Linked DNA regions of Homo sapiens: region 2 is linked to region 1. Evidence: read pairs that join two places in POLR2A ChIA-PET (ENCODE). Cell type or tissue: CD4-positive, alpha-beta T cell. All regions are shown on one strand. Links, peaks and the distances in the headings refer to the core of each region. The heading gives the core; the rest is flanking DNA.

Region 1 (2,905 bases), core at 256-2,755:
GTCCCTGCAGGCTCTCCTGGGACATCGTCCCAATGGCATCCCAGACTCCCCTGCCCCTCATGCTGTCCCTCCCCCACACACACCCCTCAGGCCCCAACCTCTCACCCTTAGAAGACATGATGTGCACGCGTGCCTCTGTGTCCTGCAGTCTGCGAAGCCCGTGCTGGAATCCCGGGTCACAGTCGTGATAGAGGCGGGCAATGAAGATGCTCAGCTTCACTTTGTTGTACTCGGCCACTTTTACCACATGGTCCGGGCTGGGGCTCCGGGATATGAACCAGGTGATCTGGTAGCACTTGTAAGGAGGCAGCACGTTGCAGGTCAGGACGGGAAGCACATGTCTGCTCTGTGAGACCGGCTACTTTTGCCCTTTCTCACTGCAATGTCAAGTTGAGGAGATGCCTGCCAGTGGCGGCTCACACCTGTGATCCCAGCACCTCGGGAGGCTGAGGCAGGAGGATTGCCTGAGCCTAGAAGTTCAAGACCAGCTGGGGCAACATGGAAAAACCCCATCCCTACTAAACACAAACACACACACACACACACACACACACACACGGAAATTAGCTGGGTGTGGTGACGCACGCCTGAAGTCTCAGCTACTTGGGAGGCTGAAGTGGGAGGATTGGTTAAGCCCGGGAGATTGAGTCTGCAGCAAGCTGTGATCTTGCCACTGCACTCCAGCCTGGGTGACAGGGTGAGACCCTTACTCAAAAAATATGTATAAATAAAGAGTGGAGACAGATGTCTACAGGCAAACGGGCTTGCTGCTGACACCGACCTCTCAAGGGGTGTGCCTTGCCCCTTACGCTCCTCTCTGCTCAGGGCCACTCTCCCACTGAGGATGCCCTTCGAGGACTCAGGAGCCTTCCGTGTTCTCAGAACCCTCTGACAGGCAAGGCCACATCCTTCCGTCCTGCAGGCTCAGGGCCCCGGTAGAAGGGATGTGACTCAGAAAAGGTGCCAGAGTCTTGCCTGCCTCCTCCCTACCCCCCCAGAAAGCCCTGTGCACCGTTAGGCAGGTGTGGGGGCAACTTTTTCAGACTTTGACCACAGAGGCCACTTTACTCCTGACCCGGGTGGCTCTCTGGGAAGCAGTGCCTGCCCGGGGTGGTGAGGGCCGGAGAAGGCAGTGGGAGGAGGATAGGGCCCCACCCTGGAGGGTGGCTGAGGTACAGACCCTGAGGGACAGCAGGCACCTTCCACGGCAGCCCATCCTATGCCTGTGGGTGCCAAAACCACAGCGCTGCCGGTGGCATCACCTCCCCGAGGGCTTCCTGGGTGGAGGGGCTGGACCAGAACTTGTGGGCAGGAAGACTGCCATCACGTCAGGCAGCTTGACTCAGGGAGAGGAGGAGACTCAGACTTGCCCAACGCCTGGTGCGTACCAGGTCTGTCCCAAATCCAGCCCTCACTGCCCTCCAAGTGCACAGTTGAGAGGGAGGTATAATTGCCCCCACTTTACAGATGAGTAAAGAGAGGTTTCAGGGGAGGTGACGTGCCGAGGTACGGGACAGTGGCAGGCACAGTGGGCTCTTAGACCCAGGCTCGCCTGCCTGCCCACCAGTGCTCTGGTCTCCACTCTCCAGGTCCCCATAGAAGTGTGTGGAACCATTACCCCCTGCCCCAGAGTGACACAGAGGGTCACAGTCTCTGTCCAGAATTTTCTGATTGGCACAGGGCAGACCTGATGGTGGGCGTTGTTGCTCTGTGTGCAGGCACGGCCCTGTGCCAGGTCGTCTCCCCCAGCCCTGCTCCTGACAGTCCCTGGACCACGCCCACCTCCATCTCAGTCTTCCCACCCAGGGAACGTGGCCACAAGCCTACTCCACCCTGGCCAGCTCCCTGAAACACACCAGCATCTTGATTAAGCAATAACCTTCCCTGCTGTCTCCGGATGGTCATTCATTCTTCCATGGGTAGAAAATTTGAAAGAAAAAAGTGGTAGATTTTGAAAATCTGTATTTGTTCTGAGGGTGGGGTAGGGGGATGACATTCACCAAGAACTGACCGGAATCATGGTCTTATTCCCTTGGTCTTACCCAGGAACAGCTCGGGGCTGCCTCTGCCAGTCTGTCCAACCATCATTAGACTGCATGGCCCTCCATGCTGGGATCCTGATGGGTTTGTTTTGTTTGCTACGTGGAGTGGAGTGGAGTGGGTGGCAAAATGTCCAGCTTTTCCCAGAGCACAGCGCAACAAAAGTTCATCATGATTGCCCATGACAGACACAGCCTGGGGCCTGGGATCCGATCTAAAACTAGCACTCACGGCTGGGCACGGTGGCTAACGCCTGTAATCCAAGCACTTTGGGACGTCAGGCGGGCAGATCGCTTGAGGTCAGGAATTTGAGACCATCCTGGACCAAAGTGGTGAAACCCCATCTTTACTAAAACTACAAAAATTAGCTGGGTGTGGTGGTGCACACCTATAATCCTAGCTACTCGAGAGGTGGAGGCAGGAGAATCCTGGAACTTGCGAGGCAGAGGTTTCAGTGAGCTGAGATCGCGCCACTGCACTCCAGCCTGGGTGACACAGCGAGACTCTGTCTCAAAAAAAACAAAAACAAACAACAACAAAAAAAACAAACTACACTGTAAAATGCTTGTAGATAACACTGATAAAACACTGTGCCTCCCGGAGACACTTCTAAGCACAGGTGACAGGGGTCAGCTCCTGGGGAGTGACAGCCCCGCCCCCATTTCAGCCTCTGCAACATTGAGGGAAAATGTAAGACCCCATATCCCGCTGGAGTTTCCACCAGAGCCCAGGAAAAGTCCTCGGGGACAAGAAGGAGCTGGTTCCCCATGTGGGTGGCAGGGATGGGAGCAGGGAGAATGGCCTCCTTCACAGGTGCAGGCTTCACCTGAGATTCACCCTGGTCCCCTGTAAGGGGGGGACAAGG
Region 2 (2,905 bases), core at 162-2,661, 300 kb before region 1:
CATTATAACTTTTTTTTTTTTTTGAGAAAGGGTCTCACTCTGTCACCCAGGCTGGATTGCAGTGGTGGTGATCATGGCTCACTGCACCCTCAACTTCTTGGGCTCAAGAGATCCTCTCCACTCAGCCTCCCAAGTAGCTGGGACCACAGGTTCAGGCCACCATGCCTGGTTAATTTTTGTATTTTTTGTAGAGACGTTGTCCTCAAACTTCTGGCCTCATTGATCCACCCACTTCAGTCTCCCAAAGTGCTGGGATTATAGGTGTGAGCTACCTCACCCAGCCCTAACTTATCTATTAATTTATTTTTAGATGGAGTCTCGCTCCAGGCTGAGTGAGTGCTCAGCCTGTCACCCAGGCTGGAGTGCAGTGGAATGCTCTCTGCTCACTGCAACCTACCCCTCCTGGGTTCACGGGCGATTCTCCTGCCTCAGACTCCCGAGTAGCTGAGATTACAGGCACCCACCACCACGCCCGAATAATTTTTGTATTTTTAGTAGAGATGCTGTTCTGGAGCTTTGGCCTCGCTTACAGGCGTGAGCCACCACGACCGGCCCTAACTTTTTTTTTTTTTTTGAGACGGAGTCGTTCTCTGTCACCCAGGCTGGAGTGCAGGGGTGTTCCATCTCCGCTCACTGCAACCTCCGCCTCCCGGGTTCAAGCAATTCTCCTGCCTCAGACTCCCGACTAGCTGGGATTACAGGCGCCTGCCACCACACCCAGCTAATTTTTGTATTTCTAGTAGAGTTGGGGTTTTACCATGTTGGCCAGGTTGGTCTCGAACTCCTGACCTCAGATGATCCGCCCACCTTGGCTCCCAAAGTGCTGGGATTACAGCGTGAGGCGCCGTGCCCGGCCCTAACTTCTTAAGGACCACATCGCAGCGTGGAGCGGGTCGCTCTGAAAGGCTGACATACTCCACGGGGCTCAGACGCCCCAATCCATCCCCCATCCCTTTTGGGGTGCTGTCCTCTCCACCTGGGATTCGTTCTTCAGCATCCGACAGGCGGCAGGTGCGGGGCCTTCGGATGACAGTTTCGGTGTTTGGGGTGTCTGGGCAGGGGAAGCACGTGACGGGCCTTTGGTGCCGCAGAGTGGAGCGAACACCTGAACCGCAACGACGAAGACGGGAAGTGGACAGGGAGGCGGGCGTGGCCACTAAGGGATGACAGCGACTCCGCACACGCGGCCTGCCCTCTGCGGACCACAGTGACGTTTCACCTTCTTGAAGATTGGAGAAGGGAGCCATCAGGTGAGAGGGGTCAAGCAGGGCGGGCGGCCTGACCAGCCCCAGCAGCCCCGGCTTGGAACCCGACCCCGCTGTCCCCCAAGGGTCGGCTCCTCTCGCTGAGCAGCGGCCTCAGGGTCGGCCTTCAGGGTAGCTCGGGCTCCTTGGGTTGCAGGCAGCCCCTGCCCTCCGCACTCCTAAACGGGGTCAGAACCTGGGTGTCCTGGAACGGAGCCCCGGGATCCCTCACCCGCCCCGCCGCGCTCCTTCCCTCGGCACCCGCTACTCCTCGGACCTCTTGCAGACTCCGCTCGCCCCCGATGACCGCAATCCGATTGGCTTAGCATCTCTCTCGCCCGCCCCTCTCCCGGGCGTGGGCAGGGCCAGTACCTTGACCGACGGGCCATGCCCAGGCCACGCCCACTTGCTCCTCCCACCCGGCCTGGGCTCCAGAGCCTTTTCTGGTGGGATTTTTTTTTTTTTTTTTTTTTTTTTGAGACAGAGTCTCTCTCTGTCGCAGGCTGGAGTGTAGTTGTGCGATCTCAGCTCACTGCAACCTCTTCCTCCTGGGTTCAAGCGATTCTTCTGCCTCGGCCTCCCAAGTAGCTGGGACTACAGGCGCCCACCACCACACCCGGCTAATTTTTGCTTTTTTTTTTTTTTTTTTTTGGAAACAGAGTTTCGCTCTTGTTGCCCAGTCTGGAGTGCAATGGCGCCATCTTGGCTCACCACAACCTCCACCTCCCTGGTTCAAGCTATTCTCCTGCCTCAGCCTCCTGAGTAGCTGGGATTACAGGCATGCACCACCACGCCCGGCTAATTTTTGTATTTTTAGTAGAGACAGGGTTTCTCCATGTTGGTCAGGCTGGTCTCGAACTCCCGACCTCAGGTGATCCGCCTGCCTCGGCCTCCCAAAGTGCTGGGATTATAGACGTGAGCCACCACACCCGGCCTAATTTTTGTATTTTTTTAGTAGAGACGGGGTTTCACCATGTTGGCCAGGCTGGTCTCAAATTCCTGACCTCAAGTGATCCTCCTGCCTCGGCCTCCCAAAGTGTTAAGATTATAGGCGTGAGCCACCGTGCCCGGCCTCGGTTCATTTGCAGATCTGTGCCTTCTTCAAATACATCTGGACTTCTCCATTCTCTCACGGTCATGGTGACCTGTCTCTTGACTACCATCTAACCAGCAGAGTGGTCTTTTGAGAGCATGCACTGTTGTGGTCACCCACCCTTCATGGCTTTACAGAGGCCTCCAGGCCCTACACTGTGGGATCCATGAGCACCTTCTGGCCTGTCCTTCCTCATTCTCCTCTCTCTCCCTTCTGTGCGTCCACTGCACCTGCCTTCCACCACTTCCAAGCTCTTTCCCAGCCGGGGACCCCTGAGTCCTGGGTCCTCCCTGCAGAACTCACCAGCTTGGATAACTCACCAGCCCACCCGCTCACGTCCAAACCCTGCTCATGGAGAGCGCTTGAGTCGAGGGTCACCTGCTCGACCGGTGGTGGTTGATTTAGTCAGGGTGATCTAAATTGCATCGCATATTCTTTCCAACCCACTCCAGCACTTAGCACAGTTGATATTTTTGCTTGCATGTTTAGTTAACAGCATTTCCCCCACTGCGTGATCATCTCCAAGAGGGCACTGTCTACCTCCTTTGGTGTTGAACTCCTAGCGCCT

The links. ChIA-PET counts read pairs that join two places held together with the same protein. Peaks named below come from ENCODE experiments on the same cell type or tissue, not always from the same donor. Only the 100,000 strongest peaks of a DNase experiment are listed, where the experiment ranks them.
Region 2: POLR2A ChIA-PET joins it to region 1 with 5 read pairs; 3 of 35 experiments call an interaction of 5 or more read pairs at or near these places.

What each region holds. Positions count from the first base shown.
Region 1 is chr22:39,088,997-39,091,901 of GRCh38, reverse strand. It overlaps LOC101927202 (a long non-coding RNA gene), which reads right to left and starts at 840. Exons shown (of 2, transcript XR_938259.3): 1 at 106-840. RefSeq lists an enhancer at 2,543-2,905. In CD4-positive, alpha-beta T cell, for the core only: no CTCF peak of the experiment used is centred there; DNase peaks (open chromatin) are centred at 581, 931 and 1,281; H3K4me3 peaks cover 1,226 bases; H3K27ac peaks cover 2,432 bases.
Region 2 is chr22:39,387,072-39,389,976 of GRCh38, reverse strand. No RefSeq gene overlaps it. Among named protein-coding and RNA genes, the nearest start is that of TAB1, 11 kb to the left of the region's middle. In CD4-positive, alpha-beta T cell, for the core only: no CTCF peak of the experiment used is centred there; DNase peaks (open chromatin) are centred at 1,106 and 1,596; H3K4me3 peaks cover 1,284 bases; H3K27ac peaks cover 1,028 bases.